2 separate regions of the Mus musculus genome follow, and region 2 is linked to region 1. Evidence: chromatin loops called from intact Hi-C (ENCODE). Cell type or tissue: heart. All regions are shown on one strand. Each heading gives the region's core, and the rest is flanking DNA. Links, peaks and the distances in the headings are about the cores only. Region 1 has its middle 40 kb from the start of Gm36840. Region 2 overlaps Plb1 (phospholipase B1).

Region 1 (8,877 bases), core at 330-8,329:
AATGAGGGGAGGAAATACTTTAGAGGTTAATTAATCTGTTGTTCTGTTGTTATGACAAATACCTGATAAAAAGAACTGAAAGACAGAAGGATTCTTTTACTTTACGGTTTTAGAGATTCCAGTCCATAGCTCTTGGCATCGTGGCAGCAGGACCACATGGAAGACAAAAAGCAGGGAGCAAGGAAGGGACTGGGTGGGGACCAGGTGTAACCTTCAAAGAACACATCCAGTGATCTACTTCCTCCAACACTAGGTCCCACCTCCTAAAAACTTCCAGAACCTCCCAAAACAGTGCCACCAGGGGAGACAAGCACTGAGCACACGAGTCTGTGTTTGTTTCATACTCAAACCTTAGCAGGGAATGTAAAGGACTCGCTAAAGGCATATGCATTTTATCAAATGAAACTTAAAGTTCGACGTTGTAGTCTGTCTGGTCAAAAGATATATGGCAGAGTTGTCGAAACAATAAAACCAAAGGGTAGCAGTTCCAACTCTGTACCGAACACACACCCCTGAGGCTGTTTTTGTCATCTGTAAAACACATATGGTCTCTTTGCCACACCTAACTTGTCAGAGCTGTCACAGGCAACCTTGGTTAACCAAATGTGATGAAATAATCCCCCAAAGTTGTGTTTATAAAAACAGTCCACTGCAAAGGCCCACAAAAACTAGGTGTCTTGGTTTGTTTCCTGTTGTTAAAACACAACATCTAAGACTAGGTAGCTTATAAGGTTAAGAAGTGGACTGGAGAGATGGCTCAGTGGTTAAGAGCACTGACTGCTCTTCCAGAGGTCCTGAGTTCAATTCCCAGCAACCACGTGGTGGCTCACAACCATCTGTAATGGAATCTGATGCCCTCTTCTGGTGTGTCTGAAGATAGCTATAGTGTACTTATATACATAAAGTAATAAATACATCTTAAAAAAATAAGATTAAGAAGTTTATTCTTTGTATTCTTTGTATTCACTTTGTAGACCAGACTGGCCTCGAACTCAGAAATCCGCCTGCCTCTGCCTCCATATGCCACCATGCCCAGCAAGAAGTTTATTCTTGCTTATGCTTCTGAAAACTAATAAGTTCAAGAACATGGTACTCAGCGTCTGATGGCCTTGAGGCACCAGAAAGAAGGGAAATGTCCATTTGCAAAAGACACAGAACAAGAGGGACTGCCTTGCTTTGTGGCAACTCACATCCATGGAAAGTAACCCAATCCCATGAGTGAATTATTATTCCTGCTCAATGGCCTCCTCATCTCTTAATGGTCCCACATTCTATCTAATATGGCCACAATGACAATCAGGTTTTAGCATGTATTTCAGAAGGGATCAACCATTTTCAAACCATAGCATGAGCCTCAGTCCTTCTAGGTCTCCTAGCAATTGATCCTGCCAAGTCTGTGAGGCACAACCCAGCCTGCAGCTACAGCACTTGGGGTACTTGAAATAGAAGAATGTCTCTATGACCTGACTTGTGGACAACTCTGAGGCTCTGTCTGTTCCCAAAGCATCCCTCACCTCCTCAGTTTCATGTCCTTTCTATGAGACTCCCTCCTTAATGCTGAGAGAGTTTTGCATAAAGGTGACCAGGCACCAGGTAAGTCTGGGCTGCAGTCCAGCTCAAATTCCATCCAAGGCTTGCAACAACCTGGAGAGAGAATGCTTTTCTCCACTCCTAAGGGTGGCCTGTTATTCTAACCAGCACATCCCTTACCTGGAGGTCAGAAAACAAGTTACCAGTGTTGAGGTAAACAAATGTTTCCTGGAATAGAAAGGTCACCCTGTCTGCCATTAGTATTTGGAACTTTGCTCTGGTGTGTGTGTGTGTGTGTGTAAGAGAGAGACAGAGACAATGAGACAGAGAGAAAGAGAGAGTCAAAGATAAAGGGACAAACAGCAAGACAATGGAAGAGGAAGACAGACAGACACAGAAAGACACATGCACAGGGGCAAAGAATATATATGCATGGGCACATGTATACATGTTCAGAGGATGTATATAAATATGTTCATTCATGCTTTTGCATGTGTAAGCCTTAGGGGAGTCCTCAAGGACAGAGAAGGTTGGTGCCGTAAGAGGGTGGAGTTCAGCCCAGCCTAGGAGCCAGGTGACGTTGGACAAGAGGCCAGGAGCAGCAAGAACATGATACAGGTTCTAGGGAAGAAGCGTTAATTGTAAAGTAACCCGCACACACTAACCTGACCTCACAATCCTGCTGAAAGTCAGCCCTCCAGTGTAAACAGCAGGAGAGGGATTGCAGTATACAGTGCTTGGTGAGGATACACGGGACTCTACACTGAAGTCTGGCATCACCGGAGGCACTTGCTGCAGCTGGTCCCACCCTCCTCCCTTTGGCAGCACAGTCAGAACCTTGAGCATCTCGGGGTGGCTTCAACCAAACATGAACATACAGTCATCTCAAGGTCGCCATGGACGTGTGTCCATGTGGACCCGTGTGACTCTTACAACTCTTCCTTTTGCTCTGAATGAGAAGCCTCATTGTTTGAAGCTTGAGAGGCTGGGAACCAGCTTGGCAGAACAATAAATAGAGGTGGTAGACTGTGCCCATCGTGGGAAGGAAGGGAAGTTTGCCTGCAGGGAGGACAGCACCAGAGCACTGGGTGCAGTTTCCTATAACCTTGGCGGCTTAGGCTATAACACCAAGGACATAGTCACCTACAGCAAGAGGGAGGGGCCGGTGGCCAAGCAGCTTCCAGCTTCTAGACCAGCAATAGAACCAAAGAAAAGCCGAATTCTAACCTTTCCCATGGACTCTGTGGTGGTTTGAATATGCTTGGCCCAGGAGTGACACTATTTAGAGGTGTTGTCTTGTTGGAGTAGATGGGTCACTGTGGGCATGGGCTTTAATACCCTAGTCCTAGCTGCCTGGAAGCCAGTCTTCTAGCAACTTGCAAATGAAGATGTAGAACTCTCTGCTCTGCCTGTACCAGGCCTGCCTGGATGCTGCCATGCTCCTGCCTTGATGATAATGGACTGAACCTCTGAATCTGTAAGCCAGCCCCAACTAAATGTTGTCCTTATAAGAGTTGCCTTGGTAATGGTGTCTGTTCATAGCTATAAAAGCCTAACTAAGACAGCCTCCATCCCTGCATCTTCAGAGCCCAAGAAATACTTCCATGGGAGAAGAAAATGGAATACACCAATAGACAAGGTACACACACTCCTTGTAGTAAGGTCCTATGGGCTATAGGTCCTGTTGGCTTGGAAAAATCCTAGAATTGAAAACTTAAAGCATTTTCAGATGTAAATTTGATCTGAAGGTCACATGGGCACTTCTTTCCAAGAGTGGAGGTTATGTTATTATTTGCAGTCAGTTTCTTTTCTCATATTGTTATCTATGCTTTTTGACATGTTGGAACACTTAAAGGTCTTTGGGGAAAACAACAAAAAGAAAAAAGAAAAAGAACACTTACCCATGCCCTTGTATTCACCTGGTTCTAGAGAGAAACCAGTACACGACACTCACTAATTGGACTTTCTCTTGGGACTCACAAATCATGATGACCTAGGCCCCCCTAAAGACTCATAGGACTCAGAATAAGAGGATACAAACTAAATCCCATGTACAATGGCCTACAGTCTTTAAGCTAACAATCAATATTCCATTGATTTTTTTCTTGACAAATAGATATTCACAGTGACCTACAAGCCAGAGTGTAACTTAGAATGGTCCTACTGCCCCCTCCCCAGAGGGTGCCAGCTCCCAATTCAGACTGAAGGAGGAGTCTGACTCCCAAGGTTCCTGATATTAAGACTAAGGTGGAGGGTTTGGGGGATGTAGTTCCATTGATAGAGTGCTTGTCTAACGGACATGAAAACTGGATGTAGTAAAGCTCACGTGTGATCTCAGTATCAAGAGCAGAAGGCAGCAGGAACAGAAACTTAAGTAATCTTCAGCTAGCGAATGTAAGGCCAGCCTGCATTACATGAGGCCCTGTTGAAAACTTGAGGGAAACCAGCAACCATTGGGAACAAGGTTTCTCACCCTACCCCTCTTCCTGTTTCCTTAGGTTTCTTTAGAGAGCTTCCTGGCTCTCACTATGTGAAAATGTAGCCTCCAAAAACCCAGTTCTTTAGATCAATTGGCTTATGTACATCTCTGTTAGGTTAGCTGGCTTTCCCAGCCTTCCCAGAACCTTGATTCTATTTGACTTTGGACAACTGTGAATTTCCCGGGTCGCAATTTGCTCAACAGCTTCCTCAAAGGCTTCTGAGAATCAAAGGAGGTGACACCTAGCCCAAAGTAAGCAGCTGTAATTGGCAAGAGTTGTATTGTTCCTCCCCCCATCCCCCAAATGAGAAAGCAGGAAAAAAGAAAAGCCACCTTAATGTCTGCCCTGAAGGGTGATGTGCCGCTCCTTCTCTGAGGACAAGGGACCATGCATGCCAGGCCAGGCCAGCCCAGCTTGCAGTCACACAGCTGACCAGCACACTGGACCACATCCCAGAGACCTCGTCAAATATTGATGACGTGTATAATGTCTTTCGAACACAATACGATAATCCTCAGGAAAGACCTTCCGTGACCCTGTGGAGAGGGGAAGGCTTTTTATAGTCCTTAATCAGCTCCACATCTGGGAAACTCTGCCACTGGCTCAGGGCAAACCAACCTATTTGGAGAGCTTTCCCAAGTGTCCTTTTCTAAGTCTTCCTAAAAAGAGAGAAAAGGACAATAAATAGACTGTGAACATGGCTGACAGTTAAGGACATTAACCGGATAACTTGAGTGAGGTAACCTCCAGCGAGTATAGCTGAGTGGCAGGGTGCTTAGCCAGCATGCTTGAGGCTAAGAGCTCAGTCCCAGCATTGTAAAAGCCAGCTGGTGTGCTTTGGCTGACACTACTCATGGAATAAAGTATACAGTGCGTGCCCATGTCCCCATTGGGTATGTGCCAGGATCATACCTGGGGAAAGGCCCTCATAGCTCTGCCCATTTTCATCAAAGTTTTCATACTGGAAATTAGAAGTAATTAAAGACTAACCCCTTCTGATGTGTCATGCCAAGTCAAGACTGGGAGTCCTCTTATCCCCTGACAAGCAGTCCCTGACTACCTCTTCCTCCTGCCCCTCAGCAGCCACCTTCCTTTCTTTCTTTGCCCTCCATGAAGGAAAATATTCAGAGAGTCTCACCTGCTGGGGAAAGAGAGAGTGCAGAAGAATGAAATAGGAGAGAATAAAAATACTTTGACTCACATGGAAAACAATTTACAGCCACACAGGCACGGTGTGATTATCCACATGTGCATCTACATTAGAGAGAGCCAAGAGAATAGATTTAGTAAGTCTTCATTGAGCTATGCCCTGAGCCCTCTGCCTTAGTGTTTTAACACTGTGGAATCTTGGAAATCACATTCTCAATTTGAACTTGGATAAGAAGAGATGTCTATGAACTAGCATTGTCCTCAGGGTGGGGACAGTTCTAAGTGACAATCTGGCTTCATTTGAGGAAAGGATTACAAGAGATGAACATCGACCATCGGGGAGAGAATAGATAAATGTATCAGGAAAAAGCTGAGGGACGCCAGCACCTTTCACAGGTAAAATTAGATAAGGTAGTGAATGGTATCTTTGTGCTTAGGGTAACCATGGGAACCGAATTCATTCATCATGGGTCACCCTACTGCATTCCTAGTACTGGGGACTGAGCTTCGAACTACAGACATTAAAGTAAAGCAAGTCTAGGATGACAAACCCAAGGGGACAAAACTGAGAATGGACCAGCTTCCTGTGTGGCTGAGGGCTTTGGGAAAAGCCAGCTTCTCCCCTCAGGCTAAAGCTGGGTCTGGGACTCAGAACTCTCAGATTCCTTTCTGAAGGAGGTCAAGAGATGTGAACAGGACTGGAACAGACTGGCCAGGCTGAAAGACATGATGAAATTGTGACTTTGCTCAACCCTGTACCTAACCTTGTGGCAAGGGTGCCAGTGAGTGGGCCTGAGACATGGGCCGAGGACTCCTCATGGAGATTTCTGATTTCTCTGGCCAAAGATAGTCTAAAGAAGTAGCTCTGGACCACAGAGCAGCAGGTGAGGTCCACCAGCGCCTTCTTCTACAGGAAGCCTTCCCCAAACTCATTGGTCTCCTGAGATCTCTTTAGGCCATTTTTTCCCCTATCTCTTACTGCCAATGCTGTGATCGCTAAAAAGGCCTGGTAGAAAGAGAAGGGCTGGGGAGGGAGAGATGGCTTGGCAGTTAAAAGCACTGGCCATTCTTCCAGAGGTCCTGAGTTCAAGTCCCAGCAACCACATGATGGCTCACAACCATCTGTAATGGGATCCAATGCCCTCTTCTGGTGTGTCTGAAGACAGTGGCAGTGTACTCACATACATAAAATAAATAAATCTCTTGAAAGAAAGAAAAAAAAAAGAAAAAAGAAGAAAGGAAGGAAGGAAGGAAGGAGAGGGGTTTTGAAGAAGGCCATGCACTTGTGTCACATTTCTCTGACTGCAAAGCAGAGCAAAACAGGGTCCCTGATCTACCTTTAAATGGCGACTGGTAACCACAAGGAGCCAAGAGATTCCAAAAGAAGATAAACCAAGCTCCTTGTAAATGGAGTCCAAGGGCCAGAGTGGGCTTTAGTGATTGAAGGAGGTCAGAGGTTTGACCTGGCTCCGAGACCTGGGCTTGATTCCTACCTGACTCTATCACTAAGTTGGGTAATTATAGCAAGTTACTTAACCTCCTAAAGCCTGTTTCCTAAACTTAAAAAAAAAAAAAGTAGACAAATATGCCTGTCTACTCCAGAAATTTATCACTGGTGGAACACTCACAGAGGACAGGAGGTCATTTGTTTGGAGTGATTGGCAGGGCACCTGCTCCCAGAGGGTGCTCAGCTCCTGCCGCAGCTGGGACGATTAGCACTATTTTAAGTCACCTACCTGGTTACTGTTTCCACCCATATGGGCCACTCTCCACAGTAGGCACAGGTCAGGCAGAGGAAGCTGTACACTTCCCATCATACCCAGTGCCTCTAGGGACAGACCTGGGTCTCCTTGTGTCTGGACAGCAACAGGCCCCACAGTCTAGAGAGAAACCTGTTCCCTAGCTGGGCTTCCACATTCCTTCTGGGTGGAATGCCTTGGCAGCAGATTCCCTGGGGGCTGGAACTCAACTCCTTACAGACTTCTGACAAACACCACCAGAGAGAACAATTCCTTCCTCCTCTCTCCTTGGAAAGCCACTCCCAGGGAATGTTTTTAGACAGTTACTCTCCTATGTCTTCCTTCTTGCGACCCTATTGTGCTGATGAGCCGGATTCTGGGACAGCAGAAGAGAGTTTGTGTGCTGAGTGTGCGAGTGTGCACTCGTGGAGTTAGCAAGAATACTGTGTGCTGGTGATGTGCAAAGCACAACATGCAGGAGTGGTGGATTCCTTAAGGTAGTCCCTAAGACAAGAGTAAGTAAACAGATGTGAGTACAAAGGTGGAAGAGAATTGACAGAACGGTGGGGCCCTGGACCCCAGAGCAGAAAAGCTTTAGTTTGCGAGCAGAGGCCCAACTCAGAAGAGAAGAGCTGCAGGGAGCTGTGTAATCCTCTCCCTTCCCTCAAAGAGCTTGGCCTTGGTTAAGGTCAGACTGGAGAGAGGATCCCCTTTATATGTAACATACCTGCTGAGCTGCTGCTGGCCCATGTAACCTTGCCCTTCTTATCAGAGACCCTGTCTAGCTCTACAAGGAGGCTGGAGGAGGAGGTTCAAGGGCCCATCAAGAAAATGAGCTGCTCAGATCAGCACTAGGCTAGAACAGCCTCTCAGGTCTCTCCAGCTTTCCAGACTAGATAGGACCTTCACTCTGAAATCTAAAAGCCAGTGCCAATTTGTCCCCTACCTTCAGGTGCTATATCCCCCTGTCAGATTTTTGTTTAAACTTCTCAGCCCAGAACCCAGGGTCCTTGGTCATCTGGCTCCTTCACCACCCAGCTTCACCCCAAAGCTCAGACTGGTCCCTTCATTCTTGCATCTTGCTGCATTGTTAACTCCCTGTCCACTCTTTCAGATCAAGTTCAATTGCTGTTTCCTTCATCAAAGCTTCCCAAATCTACCCACAGGCAGTTTCTTCCTGCCCACCCCACCTACCTCCTGAAATGGCCTGACTTCCTGTACTTCCTTGCTGCCTGGTGTCACTTGTCACAATCCACCTCCACCAGGCTTTAACTGACATCAGCGTCTCTATTTTGCTCTCTCTATCTGCCTTCACTGAAGTCCCATCCACAAAATGTTCTCTCTTAGAAGGTTGACCCACTGCTAGGATCTCTTCCAAATGCGGGCCTTCAGTCCCTAAAGCTCAAGTCCCTATCTCCCAACATCCTCTTGGCCTTAAACTCAAATGTGTAGCTAGCATCTCAGGGTTACTCTACAGTTCCCATCCCCCAAATGCTTGAGTCATGTGTGTGTATGTAAATCTAAAAGTGGAACAAGGACCTCCCAATTTCTGCCAAGTGCCAATCAAAACCCAAGCTATCAAATGTTCAAAAGTGTTTGAAGATGGGAATGCTCAGAATACGTGCCTGACGCTCACAGCTATGCCTGATGCTCACAGCTATGCCTGATGCTCACAGCTATGCCTGATGCTCACAGCTATGCCTGAATATGCCCAACCTCATCTGAGCTGGAGGCCTCTAGAGAAAATTCTGTGAACTTTGGTTTCTTTAAAAAAACTCAAGAATGTTATAAGAATGTGTTTTCATTTTAATCCCCAAGTGTGGGGCTGTGGAGCTGCTTCAGACTGTCCACACTAGCTAACTATGATTTGCCTCGTGCTCTAGCAGAGGTGTGTCATTTAGAATTCCGGATACTTTTCAGAGGGTATATAAGTGCTAGGGCCCTGGGGCAGAGGGGGAATGTCAGGGGTTGTTGTTTGT
Region 2 (8,877 bases), core at 243-8,242, 67 kb before region 1:
GGGTGACAACAGATGAGGAGAGTCTAGCCTACATTCGATGAAGAGTCTAATGTAGACTAGATGTTTGATGTGACTGTTTCTTCTCATGTTTGCATAGTTCTGATCAAAACGGTGACATATATACTTTTGAATCTCTCTGGGTTTATTTGTGTAGGTATCTTTTATCCTCTTGGACATACCATTCTAAAATGGCACTGGGAACCCTGCTGGTCTTGTTCTGCCCACCTTCTTTTTTTTAAAGTACCTTTAAGAAATGACAGTGGGGGGCACATAGTATGTATGCTTTTTTGTGTGTTATCTTGTTCATTGAGAGAAACACACAGAAGACAACAGATGGGACAGTACAAGGGTTTATAATTTCCTCCCAAGTCTCAATGCTTCAATCTGCTGACTTTGATTGGGAGAAGATAAGATTCTGAAGCAACCTGCATGTAGAGCTAGAAAAGAATTGGTGACAATTGACAAGAAGCCAAGCCACTAGCCCAGGCCACACATCTGATAGGCCACAGGGTGGGGACAGAATGGAGTAATATGGCAGGCAGAACTCCTCCAGCTCAAGCCCTTGACCACCCAGGTACAGGACAGTGGCCTTCATTCCAAGCGTTCTTTGACTGAAGAGCAGCTTTGATCTATGGCATCTTTGAGAGGTCTCTTCCAGTGTGCTAGATGCTAAGTAAGGTTGTGTTCTCAAACTCCCTGGCCTGAAATGAAGTGACTGGAACTGACCAAAGGGGCACAGAAGAAACCAAACAGTAAATACCAAATATTTGATGAGCATCTAGACTTTTTTAAAGATAGAAATAAGTATCTCCTTTAAGTATGTGGAAGGAAATGACCTCCTCTTAGGCAGTATGGTCTGTGGCTAGGCCAGATAAAAATGAGACTGGGCATTAGACGGCAGCAAGCTTCCTTCTGTCCCCTGAATCTTCCATTGGAATCTACCTGATACTGGGCAGAAGAAACTTATCTGTGTTCTCAAGGTTTCCAGCTCAAGCTAGGTTTAAATTACCCTTAGAAGTGAACCTTCTGGCACCTCAGCTTTCTACTCTGTCTCATAGAGATGTCCACAGCTAACTCCTGAGCTTAGGACAGGAGAGACCTAAGGCCTACATGCAGCCCATACTGAGCACTTAGGGTCCTCAACTAAGTACTACCCTCCAGAGAGGGTGGCAGAAAGTCCTTTAGCTTCAAATCCTAGACTAAGCAGGGAACAGTCTACTGGTGAATCTAGAATGTTCCCAGGATCCTGCAAATATAAGGACAGCAAGGATCCTTCTTTGGTAACGTTTATATACTGACTTGCTTTCTCTCCTTCCCTGCCTTGCTCTCTCCCTTCAGTGCTGGTGGGGACAAGACCCTGGAGAATGTGACCACTTTGCCCAGTAAGTAGATACCAAGGGCTTGAATGGGGCTATTCTAGAAAAAAATTAGTGCATTCGTGGGCACTAGCCCTGAAGTAGGAGACGAGGCCCCAGTTGTCAGTCTGAGGGCATGGGCATCAGACATGGAACCTGCAGACCCAAGTTCAATCCCTGCTCTTTCTTGTGAGGTGACCTGGGGCAGCAGTTCTCAACCTATGGGTCAAGGCTCCTTTAAGGTTGAGTGACATTTTCATAAGGGTCACCTAAGACCATTCTGCATATCAGATAGCTCTATTACAAGTCATAACAGTAGAAAATTACAGTTATAAAGTAGCAACAAAAATAATTTTATGGTTGGGGGTCACCACAACATTAGGAACTGTATTAAAGCCTCACAGCTTTAAGAAGGTAGAGAACCATTGGCTTAGGACAAGCCACCAAATTCCTCAAGCCTTGAGTTTTTCCATTTGGCCCAAGAAATGCTGGGGCAAATCTGATGGCAAGAGCGGGGGGGGGGGGTGGTGGAGGGGGGACGGGGGGGGGACTTCACTGCTCTGTAAGTTGGGCAGAGAAATATGCTTCTGTAAGGGAGACTTTTTCCAACCTTGTCTTATCATCACGTCATTCCAACAGAGAAAGTTTCTGTCAGACACATGTGCTAGAGTCTGCCTTTCCTCTTCCAGATATCCTACGGAAATTTAATGGAAATCTCACAGGCTACTCAGTAGGAACCGGTGACTCCAGTTCCGCAAACGCTTTCCTTAACCAGGCTGTCCCTGGGGCGAAGGCTGAGTATGACATTTGGGGGAACTGTAGAAAGGGGGAGAGAGGCACATGGTCAGTCCCTCAGATACCCCACAGAGACCTACAAAGGGACTTCACCTTATCTGCAGCAATGATTTTAAGGGTACTTTTTCCTGTCTGTCCACAACCAAAGCTATAGCATGGAGATTAGTTTCCTTGGACATGGGAGGGGTTACGTCTCTACAGTTGTTACCTGACTCCTCAGTGGCCAGCCTTTCACACACCATGTCATCTAAGAATTGAACTGACTAAGCATATCGGTAAAATTGAAGCTAAGTAGGTCTGAAATAATGATGCTAGAATCCCTCTCTCCCCAGAGCCTCACAGGTAGCGATTGCCCTATATGATCAGGGGAGGCTTACTATATCAAAGTCAAGATCTCCAACCTGAGGGAGCCTCTGGGAAAATCTCACCTTCTCTCCAGCCCTGACATAGAGCTAACATAAAACAGACGGGAGGTTTCCAGGGGGTGCTGAGGCAGAACTGCCTAGCCTCCTGAGATGGTCTCTCAAGGCAACACTAATTCTTCTCCTAGAGGTCCTGGAAGCCTGGGGTTCCTGCTCCTCAGTTCTTGCCCTTACACCTCTAGTTGGTGGACGTGCCCCCAACACCTGTTTGCTGGGCTCTATAATGGCTTGTAATGCACTGTCCCACTAGCCTATCCAAGGAGACCACAATGCTATGGCTCTGTCACTCAGACTTGTGCTGAGAGCCATGAATTATAAACCCATGTGTGGGTTTATATAACATGTGTGGGTCATGCGTTTCCTCTCTACTTTTCTGAAAGTGGCTCACAGAACAAGTTACACATGTGACACATAATAGTCATATATGTGTGCACATATGTGGGTACATGATACAGGCACATGTGAAGAATCACAGCCATGGTGACAAAGAAGGGATTGTGTCAACGTGAATGTTTCCATGGTTACTGTACCTGAGCATCAAACTGTCAGCTTCTAGGCAGTTAGGAAGCAAAGGAAACATTCTAAACCTTCATACATCCAATTACATGTTCTTTCCCAGCTACTCAAGACAGACAAGTGAGCAAGCTGTAGTGGTGCTCACCTGTAATCCAATCAGTGGAGGACTTGAGCCAGCCTAGGTTATATACTGAAAACCTGCTTAAGAATGGAACATCAGCTGGGCGGTGGTACGCCTTTAATCCCAGCACTTGGGAGGCAGAAGCAGGCAGATTTCTGAGTTCAAGGCCAGCCTGGTCTACAAAAATGAGTTCCAGGACAGCCAGGGCTATACAGAGAAACCCTGTCTCAAAAAACAAACAAACAAACAAGCAAGCAAGCAAAAAGAATGGAACATCAAAGGCAAATGGATTCTCAGTGTGGGACCTTAAGAATATCATGAGCACAAAATGAGACCAGGAGTGGCTTTGATGACTTTAGGACAATCTCCCAGCTTGCTGTTCACAAGGCCATTTGCTGCAGTATTTCTAGATATGTATTAAAATGTATTGAGCTGTATTTCATCCTTTCTATTCCTGACAATTCTCCTCCTCCTGACAAGGAGGCTGGTTCGGGGGTTCTGCCTCTTGCTTGCCATCGTGGGTAGCCACACATAACGAGCACTCTGCATTAACCTTTTCAGTTTGGTCCATTCAGTCTCTCCAACAGTAGCCCCTGTGGCCTGTGAGCCTTGGGGGGGGGGTCTCTGCAGCTCATGTAGTGTCGCAGAAGCCTGTAGTGTGTAGACCCCTGGGGTAAGATGTCAAATGTACACTCTGTCAACGGAAGCACTGACTTTCTCTTCTCAGGAACCTTACAAGCCAAGTCCGGACTCTGGTTCAGAAGATGAAGAGTGACAACGTGAGTCCATTTGATCACTACTGATAAACAGTAGTTGTCTAGCCCACTAAGGTTTTCCCAAATGCTGTGAAAATCAGCAGGTGCCCCATAGTTAGAGGCATTCAAGCAGAGATGGGGAAGATCCTGCCTGAGGCCTTCTAGAGGATATTACATCAATGGGGAGAAAGTGAATGCCAGGCGCAATGACCTTAAAGGTCCCTCCTGTTGCTAAGATCCTGGTCTATAAATAAGTCTCTAAAATGTCATCAACTTTGAGGTTCTTGCTGTATTATTTCAAGTGGATGAGGAAGTCACATGGGGCTGACTGGATTTCCTAGAGCTGTGATAGTTTGTCAGAAACAATGAGCCCTTTCCTCCCTCTTCATGCAGAGAGTGAACTTCAACCGAGACTGGAAGGTCATCACGGTGATGATCGGCGCCAGTGACTTGTGTGACTTCTGCACGGATTCGGTAATGAGATAGGGTCTAGGGCTGACCCTGACTTTGATCCTTAGGCTTTGGAGATCTTCTCGAAGAAAGATCCTCACAACTCACTCAAGGGGGCATTCGTACCCAGCTACATTGTATACGGTACACATAACTCATGCACACATTTATGTATGCACACTCCATACTGTTGGCCTTGTGGTATCTGGCACCGCATGCATGTCCGTCTCAAGCATGAAGGACTAGGTAGACATATATGGTGCTGCTTCTCTTTCTTACAACATATGAAAGAGAAGAAACTGTTGACCCCAAGCATTTTGAAGAATGTCTCCATCTTTCACTCTGGTTAATGGTTCCAGTCTTCTAGTTGGCCTATCCCTGACAACAGTGAGTGGTCAGGCATTCAGCTTAGATTCTAGCATGCTGATAGACTCACAGATGATGGGGGGAGGGAAACAAGTCCTTGGGGCTGGACCCAGAAGGGAAGCCCACAAGTGCCTCTTCTGCCTTTTGCACTGGAACCAACAACTCCTTCCTCTCCTCCCATTTCTCTTTCCAGAATCATTACTCTGCAGCCAATTTTTTTGACCATCTCCAAAATGCCTTGGACATTCTACATAAGGAGGTGGGTGAGGGCTTCTGTAACTTGGTTTCAGCTCCAATATAATGGACGTGCAGGTGGGAGGGGAGGGGAAGGGTGGAGCCAGCCAAGGGCATGGGCTCTGTGCCTGTCCAAAGGCTGCACTGCATTCTACTTGGAATATATCCCCAGAGATCTATGGTATGAAGAAAGAAAGGTACTGCGTACTTCTGTCTCTCTCCAGGACAACTGTTGGTTAGCAGCTAGCCAGTACCCAGGCTTGGCATTGCATTTTGAACCACAGAGAGTATTTTGAATGAGCTTCTATACCTAGCCTTATATCTTCTACCCCACTGCTACCTTGTGGCAATAACAAGCTGCCCCCGCCATGCCCTGGAAGTAGCATTCTGACCACCAGATGCTCTGCTGGCTATCTGAGTCCCCATGTCTACTCAGAAGAAGTTGACCCATGTCAAGCTGGCAAAAGTTGGTCAGGAGCCAATGACCTAGCAAATAAGTTGCCTATCACGTTATATTTTGGTTCACTAAATGGTGGCTGAACAGAGCTATGCACTTAGCATTTATTGTCATTTCAGAGGCACTATCTCTACTGAAGCTGGGCAGGGCACTCCCCACCCATTTCTGTACTAGCATCATGCATGGGCTCACAACCCCATGAAGTAGTCCCGTGTGGATGGACCTGTCTCTTGAACTTAAGGGATGAGCTGAGCTGGAAGTCTAAAAGGAGACTCTATCCAAACCCTGGGAGACCTTGTCTCATCTGCAGCCTTCTCTTTAGGTACCCAGAGCCCTGGTCAACCTTGTGGACTTCATTAACCCCAGTATCATTCGGGAAGTATTCCTGAAGAACCCAGACAAGTGCCCAGTGAATCAGTCCAGGTAGGCAGGCACCATTCCTCCTACCCAAGAGCTATCCCAAGCTCCGGTCTGACCTTTGCATTTAGCAGTGCCTCTCTGGAGCCTCTGCCCATGGGAGGTCAAGACTGATCTGATCCCTTACCATATCCTAAATGCCAGGCAGGAATTTCTATGCTAGCAAGACCACCGGGGCTACTGTTGGAGAGACTGAGTAGCCCAAACTGAAAAGGGCAATGCAGAATAGTCTTTGTGTGTGGTTAGACTGCAACAGAGAACAAGAGACAGAACACCTGAGCCAGGCACCTTGTCAGGAAGAAGATGTATGGCTGTTTTGTTTTTTAATTAAGCATCGTATTCTCATTGCCTGAATTCATTTACTCAACAGAATATGTGTCTGGCCTAGCCTCTGAAATCCCAATTTTGGTACTTATTAAAGTGAGTTCACTCAAACTTCAGACTCCTCTCTCATCTCTTTCTCTAGTACTTAGGAAAAGTATCTCAAAACCTCCAGGCACTTGTGCTGCCAAATCAGGGCTTGAATGAACCCTGCTATCCCTCCCAGCTCTGGGTAGCCAGAAGCGGTCCCTGAATGGGGCATCAGCTATTGGATCTTCTTGCCTCCCTTTCTTTATACAGTGTCCTGTGCAACTGTGTTCTGACCCCGAGGAAGGATTCCTATGAGCTGGCAAGGTTGGAGGCCTTCACCAAATCCTACCAGGTAAGGCAGAGGCCTCCACCTGTGTTCTTTATACTTTAGCCCAAAGCCCCTGCTACACAGGGGAGGCATGAAGGAAATCCTGGGCTCTCTCTGCTCCAACCTGGCTGAGGGTCTCAGTTTCCCTGGTTGTAAATGCCCCAGTGGCATCCAAGGTGGCAAAACTGGTGTGGCTCAGACACTGGTGTTGCAGGAGGGGGTGGCAGGACAGCTCTTATTGATAGCCAGTAGGCCTGGGAGGCCCTATGAAATCACACTGGAAGCCAGCTTCTCCCCATATCTCTGGCTCCAACTCTCATACCAGTCCCCACAGACAGGCCACAAAAAAGAGATTATAGGCTAGGAGGCTGATGATCTCTGGAGTATCTTCTCTGTTTCTTGTTCTTTGTGGGACTGTCTACCCAGCCTTGGAGATGGCAAGTTTAAAACAAAAACAAACAAACAACCCATTTCCAAACTTTCTTGAATGGGATTTACTATCAAAAAACATTTACATCATATGAACAGCTGAGTCAGCTTCTCTGTCCAATAGGATGGGGACAGAGAGTCCATGTACCCTACCCTGTGTTAAAGGCTGCTGTTTGTGTGTGTGTTCCCAGAGTAGCATGCTCCAACTGGTTGAGTCAGGCCGCTACGACACTCGAGAGGACTTCTCTGTGGTACTGCAGCCCTTTCTCCTCAACACCAAGCTCCCTGTCCTAGAGGTATACTCCCCTACCCACAATCTTGAGCTCTGGAGGAAGAACTGCTATGGGCATCTTTGCAAGAGAACAACCAAGGCAGGAATGCATGTGCCTCCACAGCATGAGAATAAGGCAGGAAGGCCACAGGGAGATCTACAGATGCTATGCTAGCAGGCACATGCAACATCTGAGCCCAGACATTATGCTTCCCACAGATAAGATTGCCACGACTGTCTTTGAGGATACTGTAAGCCTCACAGAACAAAAGGGCAGAGATGTGATATATCCTTCCTAAAATCAGATAGAACATAGAAGACAGGCAGAACTCCCAAGTATCCAACTCTACATCAGTGACTTGAGGCCACACATGGTCTCTCTCTCACGTGGCCCTGTGGTTAGAAAGGAGAGTTCCCGTGCTGTGTTTCCACCTACTGGCCATGCTCCTTGGCACTTCCTCTCAGTGCAGAAGAGCTCTGTGGGCAGAGCAGGTAATGCCTCTTGCCCAAAGCCTTATCCAGCTTCAGGGAAACTGGATGGAGAGCTGTGTCCAGCTGCAGAGAAGAGCTGGAGTCGGGTGCCCAGCTATCCTGATGCCAGCTCTGGCCAGGCCTGCTTGGTGCCCACTTTAAACCTCTCTACCAAAGGAGGCTGAAGATGAAGAAGGAAGCCCCACCCCGACACTACCTCCCTTTGCTACTTAGTATTCTCATGATAGTAACAAAATACCTAGCACAGCAACTTGGAAGGAAGGAAGGAAGGAAGGGAGGGAGGGAGGGAGGGAGGGAGGGAGGGAGGGAGGGAGGGAGGAAGGAAGGAAGGAAGGAAGGAAGGAAGGAAGGAAGGAAGGAAGGAAGGAAGGAAGGAAGGAAGGTAGGTAGGTAGGTTGGTTTGTTTTGGCTTATATTTTAGTTTAAGAAGATACAATGTATCCTGGCAGGGAAGCCATGGGCAGGAGCATGAGGTAGCTGGTCACATTGTATCAGGAAGCAGAGAATCAGGAATGTAGGTGCTCAGAGAGCTTTCTCTCTCTCTGCAAAGTCCAGTACCCCCCATCCATTCAGTGTTAGTCCTCCTGTCCCAGTTCACCTAACCTAGAAAATCCCTCACCAATATGCTGGGAGATGTGTCTCTGGGGATTCTAGATCCTGTTGGGTTGATGTCAATATTAACCAATATGCTACCCAAGACTCCCCCGGGAAATGAGAAATGTGCTTCTTCACTACAGCATGAGTTAGGCATTATACAGATGTACCCAAACATAGAGCACTATTAGAATTATGGAGAATATGGAGGTCAGGTGCAGGCTTGAGGTCACCCAAAGCTATTTAATCTGTGGGAATACCCTCATGTTCCTCAGGGGTTTCCACAAGAGGACAGTATCTTGTGATCAGCCTCAAGGATCACATAGTCCACAGCTCCCTCTAACCTCACGGGCCTTTGAGGAAGTATGTTTTCTCTCTTTCAGAACGGGAAACCAGATACATCCTTCTTTGCCCCAGACTGCATCCACCTAAACCAGAAGTTCCACACTCAGCTCGCGAGAGCCCTCTGGGCCAATATGGTAAGATATAGGACTGTTCCTGGTAACCTAGTACAAAGTACCAGC

The links. A loop is a pair of places that touch in the nucleus more often than their neighbours do. Peaks named below come from ENCODE experiments on the same cell type or tissue, not always from the same donor. Only the 100,000 strongest peaks of a DNase experiment are listed, where the experiment ranks them.
Region 2: it touches region 1 in a loop (3-fold over the local background); 5 of 42 quality-filtered maps call a loop at or near these places.

What each region holds. Positions count from the first base shown.
Region 1 is chr5:32,390,868-32,399,744 of GRCm38, forward strand. No RefSeq gene overlaps it. Among named protein-coding and RNA genes, the nearest start is that of Gm36840, 40 kb to the left of the region's middle. In heart, for the core only: no CTCF peak of the experiment used is centred there; a DNase peak (open chromatin) is centred at 4,434; H3K27ac peaks cover 1,784 bases.
Region 2 is chr5:32,324,055-32,332,931 of GRCm38, forward strand. It overlaps Plb1 (phospholipase B1), which reads left to right. Exons shown (of 59, transcript NM_001081407.1): 35 at 1,339-1,382; 36 at 2,045-2,153; 37 at 3,937-3,988; 38 at 4,358-4,438; 39 at 4,974-5,039; 40 at 5,794-5,894; 41 at 6,510-6,591; 42 at 7,188-7,292; 43 at 8,737-8,832. All of the region lies in intron 1 of Gm36840 (a long non-coding RNA gene), which reads right to left. Among named protein-coding and RNA genes, the nearest start is that of Gm36840, 26 kb to the right of the region's middle. In heart, for the core only: no CTCF peak of the experiment used is centred there; no DNase peak of the experiment used is centred there; H3K27me3 peaks cover 246 bases.